Regions from separate parts of the Homo sapiens genome. Here region 1 is linked to region 2. The links are chromatin contacts, found by Hi-C or POLR2A ChIA-PET in ENCODE. All regions are on one chromosome and are shown on one strand. Each heading gives the region's core, a stretch centred on a gene start or an enhancer-like site at or near the end of the contact. The rest is flanking DNA. Distances are from core to core; before and after follow the strand shown.

Region 1 (5,053 bases), core at 1,398-3,897, 45 kb before region 2:
TTCAACCTTACTGTTTAAACTCATGGCCTTCAGTGATCCTCCTACCTGGGCTAAACGTTAAAAAGTGTTAACAACTGTTTTTTGAAAAATCATGAAAAACAAACAAAAACTTGATAACAGAACAGATCATCCTGATTATACTATAATAAATGTCATTACAGCACCAAGATCAAGACATCTGAGTGTATCTTTCTGTACTTTATGGGACAGTATTTCATAGAAAGATATACTAAGATATTTGCAGACTTCTCCTGCTCTCCAGAGGGCTGCTTTCTTATTTCCTCTACGTCCTGGTGGGGATTGTGCTGTTGCGGGTGACACCAAGTCTCTGTGTGTGGTGACTTCTCCCAGCCTGACTGCTTTCTAGCCAATCTCCAGTCATTTCCCCACATTTGCCCTCCAGACGCATCCAGCCACACGGGCTGGTCCAGGCTCTCCACTCGGAGTGAGCGCCACCTCCTAGGCTGCTGTCTCCGCTCAGACCACCTTCTCTTTACCCAAGACTGAAGCCCAAAAGTCACTCTGCAATCCACCTTCTGCCCCACCTGCCCTGCACATTCCAGCTACCAACACAATCGGCGCACGGATCCCTCCACCCCAGGCCTCTTCTCCACAGCTGTTGCTTCAGCTCAGGCCCTGTCCCCCAGGCCAGGGACAGCTCCTCACTGTCCTTCCTGGCTGGCCCTCTCAGCTTCCGTCTCCTTCTCCACTGACTCCCACCCTCAGCCACCAGACTCAGCTTCCTAAACACGCATCTAATGACACTGTCTCCTCTGAAAAGTGCAGTGGTTCCCACATCGTATGGGATAATCTATGCAGAGCATTCAAAACCTCATGGCGCCAGGAGGTCGAGGCCAGCCCGGGCAACATAGTGAGACCTCATCTCTACAAAACATTTTAAAAGTTAGCTGGGCATGGTGACACACACCTGTATTCCCAACTACTCAGGAGGCTGAGGCAGGAAGATTGCTTGAACCAGTAAGTTGAGGCTGCAGTGAGCTATGATTGTGCCACTGCACTCCAGCCTGGGTGGCAAAGCAAGACCCTGTCTCTAAAAATAAATAAATAACAAAACTCTATAGTTTGACCCTAACTTTCTTTTCCAACTGTATCTCTAGCTCTCGTCTTCCTGTTCCAAGGACAACATAATATGAGTCAGCTTTAAAATGGAAGGAGATTCTGAGATAGGCTCCAATGTGTGTGAACCCTGAAGACTTTATGCTAAGTGAAATACACTAGACACAAAAGGACAAATACTGCATGATTCCACTTATGAGGTATGTAGAGCAGTCAAAATCATAGAGACAGAAAGTAGAACCATGGGTGTCAGCGGCTGGAGGGAGAGGGAATGCAGAGTTAATGTTTAATGGGTACACAGTTTTGGTTTGGGAAAATGGAGAGAGTTCTGGAAATGGATGGTGGTGATGGTTGCACAACGTGAATGTACTTAATGCCACAGAACCGTACGCTTAAAAATGGTTAAAATATACTGTTTCCATAGCAACTGAACCATTTTACATTTTTTCCAGCAACACAGAAGGGTTCCAACTTCTCCACATTATGTATATCTTACCACAGTTTTTTTTAAAGGGACAAAAAGTTTGAGAAACAAAGTTAACAGTGTGCTGTGAAAGCTGAGTTGAAGGACTGGCTTGAGTTTCCCCCACCATTCTCTAACAAGGGTGCAGCCTTGACTTCCCTACCACAACCCCCGAGTTTCAAGAAAGACATGGAAAAATGTGGACAGCCCCAGCAAACCAGATCCCAGGACAAAAAGAGGGAAACTGTTAAAGCGTCAGGCTAAGCAGACAGACCCCAGACCCCTTGTGCACAGCGGAACCCTCTCCCAAGCACTGAGCTCACTAAGCTAACCCAGCATCGCCACGAAGCCTCCTGCAGGAAGCACGCCAACTTTAAAATATTATATGAATTTCAAGAAGAAAGCCTACAAAGGAAAAGCCCAGCAGACACCTCCAATGGCCCCCATGTTAAGTTACACAATTGACAACAGAATCCTGTCCCCTGACTGTCCTCGGCAAGCCTGTCCATGTCACCCTCTGCCCACTCATGACACCTCCAATCTGACCATCACTGAAGTGACTGCCCCAAGCCAAATGAACCACACACCTTGTGCTCCACTGCAAGTGCTCTTAACCCTTTCTGGAGGTCAAAACCCTCCTGAGAATCCTATCAAAGCCCTGGCATTCTCCCCAGGAACTGGCAACATTTCAAGGAATTCACAGATGCCCCTGGGCCCCTGGGGCTTACAAACACTGTCCCAGTGCCTGTCTCCTTCACATTTCGCTTCTGTACTGCACTTGAGAGGGACGCTGCAACCTCCCTCCATTTGTAAGAACTATATAACAAATTTCAAGAATCCCTCAGGACTCTCTTTGAAAGGGCAGCCCACGCCCCCAACCAATGTCAGGACGTCAAGGGGAGGTCGTCTCACATCGGCTTGAGAGGCACAGCCCGTCCGACATGCCACATCCCCAAAGGACGCCCCTCCCTGCGACTGCCCTCACAGATGCACTGATGTGACTTATGGGGACTGCTGCGATGCAGTCTGTTAACACTGGCACCAGCTGCCACGGGCGAGTCATCTCAGGAACCTGACCTTGGCAAAGCGTGTTTCACACTCGAGCACAGCTCATCCGGGTGGCCTCGAGCAGGGGCAGGAAGGCGGAAAACGGACAGGGAGGTGCTGGGGTGCACTGCCCCCCAAACCGCACCAGAGGACTCACCTCACCCACACAGGGAGACCAAATCCTCAAAGCCAAATTTTCAAGCTGCTGCTGAGAATCCCATAAAAAGCAATGCTATTTCTAACCTCCCGCACCACGGAAAAATACACACACCACCAAGCAACCCAGAATCTGAGGGTTTATTTTTACATCTTTTCCCCACATCCCCCACCCTGGCCTCCCCCACAAAATTTTAGGTGGAAAATTTGCTGGCTTTTTAGCAGTTTGACAATGCTGTGCTAGGCATGAACTGACGGAGCTGCTAGCGCATTTGAGTTTAAAGCAAAGCGTCAAAGTATTTATCCCATATGACTCCACAGGTCTGCTTGATGAGAAACTAATAAACTCTAATCACAGAAGACAGAATCCAACAAGCAGGCGGAGACGAGGCCCAGGTCTCAGGCCATGGGCAGAAGTGGCAGAGGTGGTAAGTTTCTCTTTCCCACCTCTGAAAGTGGTGTTCCCACCACGGGACTTTCTTCCTGCGGGCTGGCATTCTCTAATCCAAACTATGAACAAGGGCATTCGGCATCCCTGATGCCCTTGCTGCATTTCTGATTTTCTCAATGCCACTCTTAACCCTTGATTTGGTTTGGCTGTGTTGCCACCCAAATCTCAACTTGAATTGTATCTCCCAGAATTCCCACATATCGTGGGAGGGACCCAGCGGAAGGTAATTGAATTATGAGGGCCTTTCCTGTGCCATTCTCGTGATAGTGAATTAGTCTCACGAGATCTGATAGGTTTGTTTCTGCTTTTGCTTCTTCCTCATTCTCCCTTGCTGCCGCCCTGTAAGAAGTGCCTTTTGCCCTCAGCCACGATTCTGAGGCCTCCCCAGCCATGTGGAACTGTAAGTCCAATTAAACCTATTTTCTTCCCAGTCTCGGGTATGTCTTTATCAGCAGGGTGAATATGGTCTAACACAGTAAATTGGTATCAGTAGAGTGGAGCACTGCTGAAAAGATACTCGAAAATGTGAAAGTGATTTTGGAACTGGGTAACAGGCAGAAATCAGATCAGTTTGAAGGGCTCAGAAGAAGACAGGAAAATGTGGGAAAGTTTGAAACTTCCTAGAGACTTGTTAAATGGCTTTGCCCAAAATGCTGATAGCAATAAGGACAATAAAATCCAGGCTGAGGTGGTCTCAGACAGAGATGAGGAACTTGTTGGGAACTGGAGCAAAACTGACTCTTGCTATGTTTTAGCAAAGAGACTGGCAACATTTTGCCCCTGCCCTAAAGATTTGTGGAACTTTGAACTTGAAAGAGATGATTTAGGGTATCTGGTGGAAGAAATTTCTAAGCAGCAAAGCATCCAAAGGTGACTTGGGTGCTGTTAAAGGCATTCAGTTGTATAAGGGAAGCAGAGCATAAAAGTTTGGAAAATTTGCAGGCTGACTATGCAATAGAAAAGAAAAACCCATTTTCTGAGGAGAAATTCAAGCTGGCTGCAGAAATGTGCATAAATAGCAAGAAGCCTAATGTTAATCTCCAAGACCATGGGGAAAATGTCTCCAGGCCTTGTCAGAGACCTTCACAGCAGCCCCTCCCATCACAGGCCCAGAGGCACAGAAAGAAAAAGTGGTTTTGTGGGCTGGGCCCAGGGTCCCCGTGCTGTATGCAACCTAGGGACTTGGTGCCCTGTGTCCCAGCCACACCAGAAGTGGCTGAAAGGGGCCAACATACAGTTCAGGCTGTGACTTCAGAGGGTGGAAGCCCCAAGCCTTGGCAGCTTCCACATGGTGTTGAGCCTGCGGGTACACAGAAGTCAAGAATTGAGGTTTGGGAACCTCCGCCTAGATTTCAGAAGATGTATGGAAATGCCTAGATGCCCAGGCAAAAGTTTGCTGCAGGGGCGGGGCCCTCATGGAGAACCTCTGCTAGGGAGCCCCCACACAGAGTCCCTACTGGGGCATGGCCTAGTGGAGCTGGGAGAAGAGGGCCACCATCCTCCAGACCACAGAATGGTAGATCCACAGACAGCCTGTACCGTGTGCCTGGAAAAGACACAGACACTCAATGCCAGCATGTGCAAGCAGCCAGGAGGAAGGCTGTACCCTGCAAAGCCACAGGAGTGGAGCTGCCCAAGGCCACAGGAAGCCACCTCTTACATCAGTGTGACGCGGATGTGAGACCTGGGATCAAAGGAGATCATTTTGAAGCTTTAAAATCTGACTGCCTCGCTGGATTTTGGACTTGCATAGGCCCTGTAGCCCCTTTGTTTTGGCCAATTTCTCCCATTTGTAACAGCTGTATTTACCCAATACCTGTACCCTTATTGTAACTAGGAAGTAACTAGCTTGCTTTTGA
Region 2 (4,858 bases), core at 2,278-4,777:
CAAAACAGCCCCAAGACACTCAGCTGCTGCAGAACTGAGATGTGGAAATGAAGGCACAGGGGCAGAGCAGGCGCCAGGCGCAGAGCAGGCCGGCAGGGAGAAGAGCACCCAGCCCGGGAAAGCTCCTGCCAGCACAGATGGATGGGTGGATGGGTAGGTGGATAAGCCCACTGTGTAACAGCTGAAACCCAAGTCGAACAGCTGGGGTCAGAGCTGCCTGAAAGGCCAAAGCTGTTGGATAAGATTTAAATAAACTACTTCAAAATTACCTTTATTAGAGTTAAGTAAAACAGTACATCTAATGGGTACAATGTACCCTATTGACGTGATGGTTACACTAAAAGCCAAGACTTCACCACAAGGCAATATATCCATATAACAAAACTGCACTTGTACCCCATAAATCTATTTTTTTAATTTTTTAATTAAAAAATAACAATGCAGAGTGGCTTGCAAAAAAAATACCACATTTGCATTTAGTTCTTATTTCTTTTTCTATATACTATACAGACTACATGGGATTTTAAAGGGTAAAATATTACCAACCTCTTTACTATTGTTCTAAAAATCTATCATTAGTAAGTGTGTGAAAGTGGTTTTTCCATATCAAAGTGAAGTCCACGAAGGTCTTGCCTGCCTTACCTTAGTTGGATTCCACTAATCACCCGATCACCCCGGCCACAGCTCCAGGCCTGAAACCAAAGTACCAGCAGGAATTAAACAACCTCTTCAAAGAGCTTCCTAAAATCTTAACCTTTAATTGGAAAATGCAGATGATCAAATCAAGCACTGACGTGACCGGGTAAAACTTGAAATACTGGAATCCTAGACAAAATTGTTTTGATGAATTTCCTGCAGACGTGAAAACAAGCGATTCCAGTAGGTCAACAAGTCAGAAGCACGTTCTTGGTTTAATGAAGCTCTGTTAAACTATTTTCTCTTTTTCCTAGAACCCCGATCTTTTGTTATTGTTTTCAGATGATGTGTGTGTTTGTTTGTGGCTGGCTTCACATCACCCTGGAGGGTTCATAAAGATAGGCCACGAAGCCCCGTGCTTGTAGACACACACCCCGACGGACACTGGCCTCGCGTGATGACGCGTGTGAGAAACCCGCCCCAGTTTGACCTCTGCAGTACATAAGGGTCTGTGGGACGTGAACCCCACGACATTTATTTTTAATCACAGTAAAAGATGTAAGATGCACGAGACAACATGACAGTCATCTTTGCAATCCCGGTCTCCAGCAGGAGTAATTACGGCGCAGGACCCATTTCACGCATGTCCCTGTGAAAGCAGGATCCAGGCTGTTCAGCGGGGAGGGGACCGCGGGGACAGAGGAGGATTCTCTACTGACGGCAGAGCGCCCTGCAGCAGGAGGCTGGGACAGTCACCCCTACATTGCCAGCGGTCAGTCAGGAGGAGGAGCTGGAAGGCTGACCCTGGAGTCTCAGCAATACCGGCTTTCAGCAGGAGGCCCAGCCTTCACCTGCTGCTCTCTCTGCCCCTGCATCCGTCCCTCAGGCACGCCCTCAGTCCTACCACACTGACTCCCACATAGCCTGGGTTTTGCTGTCTACCTTGAGGCAGGATCACTGCTCCATTTCAATCCTCAGCGTATCAAGACATTGTGTACAGAGTAGTGATGAGCGGGAGACCCGCTGCAGCACCCGGGAGGCTACCCTGGAAGCCTCCGGAATGAACTTCCGCATGTATACACACAGCGAAAGCACACAGCAGACGCCGGGGCCAGCATGGAACTCGACACTGGTTTGGGTCTTTATAAACCAGCGCCCTGTGAGGTGCCATGTGAGGTGTCCAACAGACACAAATAAAGCCCGCCTTGGCCTGGCGCAGTGGCTCATGCCTGTAATCCCAGCATTTCGGGAGGCCGAGGCAGGTGGATCACTTGAGGTCAGGAGTTCCAGACCAGCCTGACCAACATGGAGAAGCCCCGTCTCTACTAAAAATACAAAATTGGCCGGGTAGTGGCACATGCCTGTAATCCCAGCTAATCAGGAGGCCGAGGCAGGAGAATCGCTTGAACCCGGGAGGCAGACGTTGCAGTGAGCTGAGATTGCACCATTGCACTCCAGCGTGGGCAACAAGAGTGAAACTCCATCTCAAAAAAAAAAGAAAAGAAAAGAAAAGAAAAAAAAAGCCCGCCTCGAGTAGGGCCAATTCTCTCTCAGGCAAAAATCGTGAGATTAGACCACAATCTGTTGTCATCCCTCCAAAGCTGCCGTCTCATTTAAATATCCTCTCATCTGGCAGTCACTGAAGACCTACTATGTGCTAGGCGCTCTGGAGGGCAGCTGGAATATCAAAGTAAACAGGGGAGTCCCTGATCACTGAGTTCCTGGTCCATGAGGAGAACAGATGCCTGCACAGTCCATTAGAAAATAACGGTGCGCACGCATACATGCGCATGCACACATGCACACAAGCACACACATGCACACATATACACAAGCACACACATGCACACACACGCACATGCATGCACACATGCACACTACAGTCAAACTCTGAGGATGCACAGGGCAGCACGGACCTCTAGCCCAGGTGCTGACGCTGTCTTGGAGCACCTCAAGGCCGAGGGAGGCTGAAGCAGCACCTCCCAGGCCAAAGAACCCACAGGATGGCCATGTGAGAGGCAAGAAAGGGCCCAGGGGAGGCTGTGAGCATATGTGGGGGAGGCGGTGTGAAAGCCTTTTTCCGCTTCCCTGCCACCAGCTCACGGGGACATCGGGGCTCTGGGCCTGCGGCCTCAGAGCTCCTTTGGGGCCAAGGGCTGAGCTTTCAGCAAGTTGACCCTGCAAGACTAGGGAAGCCTCAGGCTGCTCTGTTGGAAGGTGAATGTGTGACTCTTTCAAAGCACCCTGACCCTGCATGTGCCCATCTCCATCACCGAAGTAGGTCTGGAGTCGGGTCTTTCAGAATGCTGGCCTAGTTATTTAACTAATGTGCAATGAGTTTCTATGTCCAAGGCCATCCAAAACATGGCAAAGCTAAATAAATATGTATACACTTAGGAAATCCCTTCCTTGGCCAAACAGGAACAGGGACCCTACAACTGGCATGAGGAGAGTTGCACGGGCCAGCATGCTGCCAGGAGGTCCCCAGAAGTACCCATGGCAAACCAAACAAACAGCAGTCAGGAACTGGGTAAAGGTTGGCTGCAGCACAAACAGCTACAGTCGCAGCCTTTGGCTCCATGGCATCTCATGGCTGGTACAGCCTGCGTGGCCCAGGCCACCATGGAGCAAACCCCACGGGCCACAGCTGGAGGTTTGCCAGCCGGCAACTTGGGGCTCCACTCTTTCCAGGCCCGCCAAGGACAGCCAGGGCATCTGCGTCTGGTCCCCAGTCCACACTGTGACTGGTGCAGGCATTACAAGAAAGTGGAACAGTGAGTGAATGAGCGCAGCTGTTCTGAGCCTACTGAAGGTCTCTCCAGCCGGATGGCTGGCCCAAGCCCCCTCTGGACAACTGCTACTTTCATTTGCTCTAAGACTGTATGATCATTAATACCTGTAATTCATTCTGACTAATCAAAATTCATCCTGGTTAATTCACTAGCTAATTAGAATTTAAAAGAGTGCCACAGCCATTCAGGCAAGCTCATTTAGGAGCTATTGAAATCCTCACACAAGACGTAGGTGAAAAGGGAGAGGGAGTCTGTTTAAACTTCTAAGTGGCCCCTGCACTCCCCTTTGTTCCCTCAAATCCCTGAGCTCAGCAGGCTAATCTCACTGGATTAGCTGCATTAACATTTCCAGTGTCCTCTCCCTAACGCCAGGCCCCTCCAACCGCAGGCTTCATGGGTCACAAATGTTCTCTCGAGCCCGCAGTTACAAGCAGCAATTTTTTTTTTTTTTTTTTGAGACAGAGTCTTGCTCTGTGGCCCAGGCTGGAGTACAGTGGTGTGATCTCAGCTCACTGCAACCTCTGCCTCCCAGATTCAAGCAATTATCCTGCCTCAGCCCCCTGAGTAGCTGGGATTACAGGTGTGCGCCACCACGCCCAGCTAATTTTTCTTATTTTTAGTAGAGACAGGGTTTCACCATGTTGGCCAGGCTGGTCTCGAACTCCTGACCTCAGGTGATCCGCCCACCTCAGCCTCCCAAGTGCTGGGATTGCAGACATGAGCCACCCGCCTGGCCTTACAAGCAGCAATCTTAATGTCCCCTCTCCCACCAGAACCTCGGCAGGAACAGGGGCTAGGGCTGTTGAGTAGGAGCAGGAGGCATCTCAGTGAGCTCCCTGGGAACGTGACATTATAAAATCACATTTCCACACAGAAACACAGGCGTAGTCACCACCCGGGAGAGGCTGCCTATGTGTAGGCCCCTCCCAGGTATTGAGTCTCTCCAGGATCCTAAAAGTAACCCAGATTTGGTGCAAACCTCACAGAGATGTGAACCCAGGCTGGCAGGACTCTGCAGTCCACGCCCTCTGGCCTGCACCACACCACCCCTCAGTTCTGTGGGTGCTGAGTCCCACATCTGCACGTTCTCCCACCTGCTCTCCAAAATAACCCAGCTTATTACAGAAAGAGCACAGAGTAGATGTAAAAAGTCTTCCTTTTGTGTGAACACTGACAGCCCAAATAAAGAAGGCATCAGGTGCATCCAACAGTGCTTCAAGACACTGATCAATCATAAAATATTGCGTGGCACAGGCACCTCTAATATCCTTCCAGTTGAGCAAAAAATCTATCAACAAGAGGCAATGCATGAAGGGGACCAGCCCAACAGCAGAATGTTTTTAAGAGGGGGCTCCTTCTCGTTTTACAATAAACCACGACCAGTCATCGAGCAATCTGTCTCCAGTTCCAATACTGGAAAATAAGGAAGA

Evidence for each region. Hi-C counts contacts between places; a loop is a spot of excess contacts on that map. ChIA-PET counts read pairs that join two places held with the same protein, here RNA polymerase II (POLR2A). Pooled maps may share reads with other maps.
Region 1: a loop to region 2 is called in a map of posterior vena cava, with 1.8 times the contacts of the local background. The contact joins the enhancer-like site here to the promoter of C18orf15 in region 2. A Hi-C loop is called at or near these places in 16 of 168 maps with a recorded cell type or tissue (CD8-positive, alpha-beta T cell, Caco-2, GM12878 and 10 more) and 7 of 50 pooled maps. POLR2A ChIA-PET finds 5 or more read pairs at or near these places in 1 of 52 experiments (naive thymus-derived CD4-positive, alpha-beta T cell).

The regions. Positions count from the first base shown.
Region 1 is chr18:13,282,390-13,287,442 of GRCh38, reverse strand. The region is part of intron 2 of LDLRAD4 (low density lipoprotein receptor class A domain containing 4); the gene reads right to left. Among named protein-coding and RNA genes, the nearest start is that of C18orf15, 45 kb to the right of the region's middle. RefSeq lists an enhancer at 574-1,127. Within about 2 kb of position 2,647, at least 2 of the 41 ENCODE cell types and tissues checked have a DNase peak (open chromatin) inside an H3K27ac peak, as active enhancers do.
Region 2 is chr18:13,238,212-13,243,069 of GRCh38, reverse strand. It overlaps C18orf15 (chromosome 18 putative open reading frame 15), which reads right to left and starts at 3,527. Exons shown (of 1, transcript NR_146617.1): 1 at 994-3,527. The region is part of intron 1 of LDLRAD4 (low density lipoprotein receptor class A domain containing 4); the gene reads right to left. RefSeq lists an enhancer at 2,748-3,382.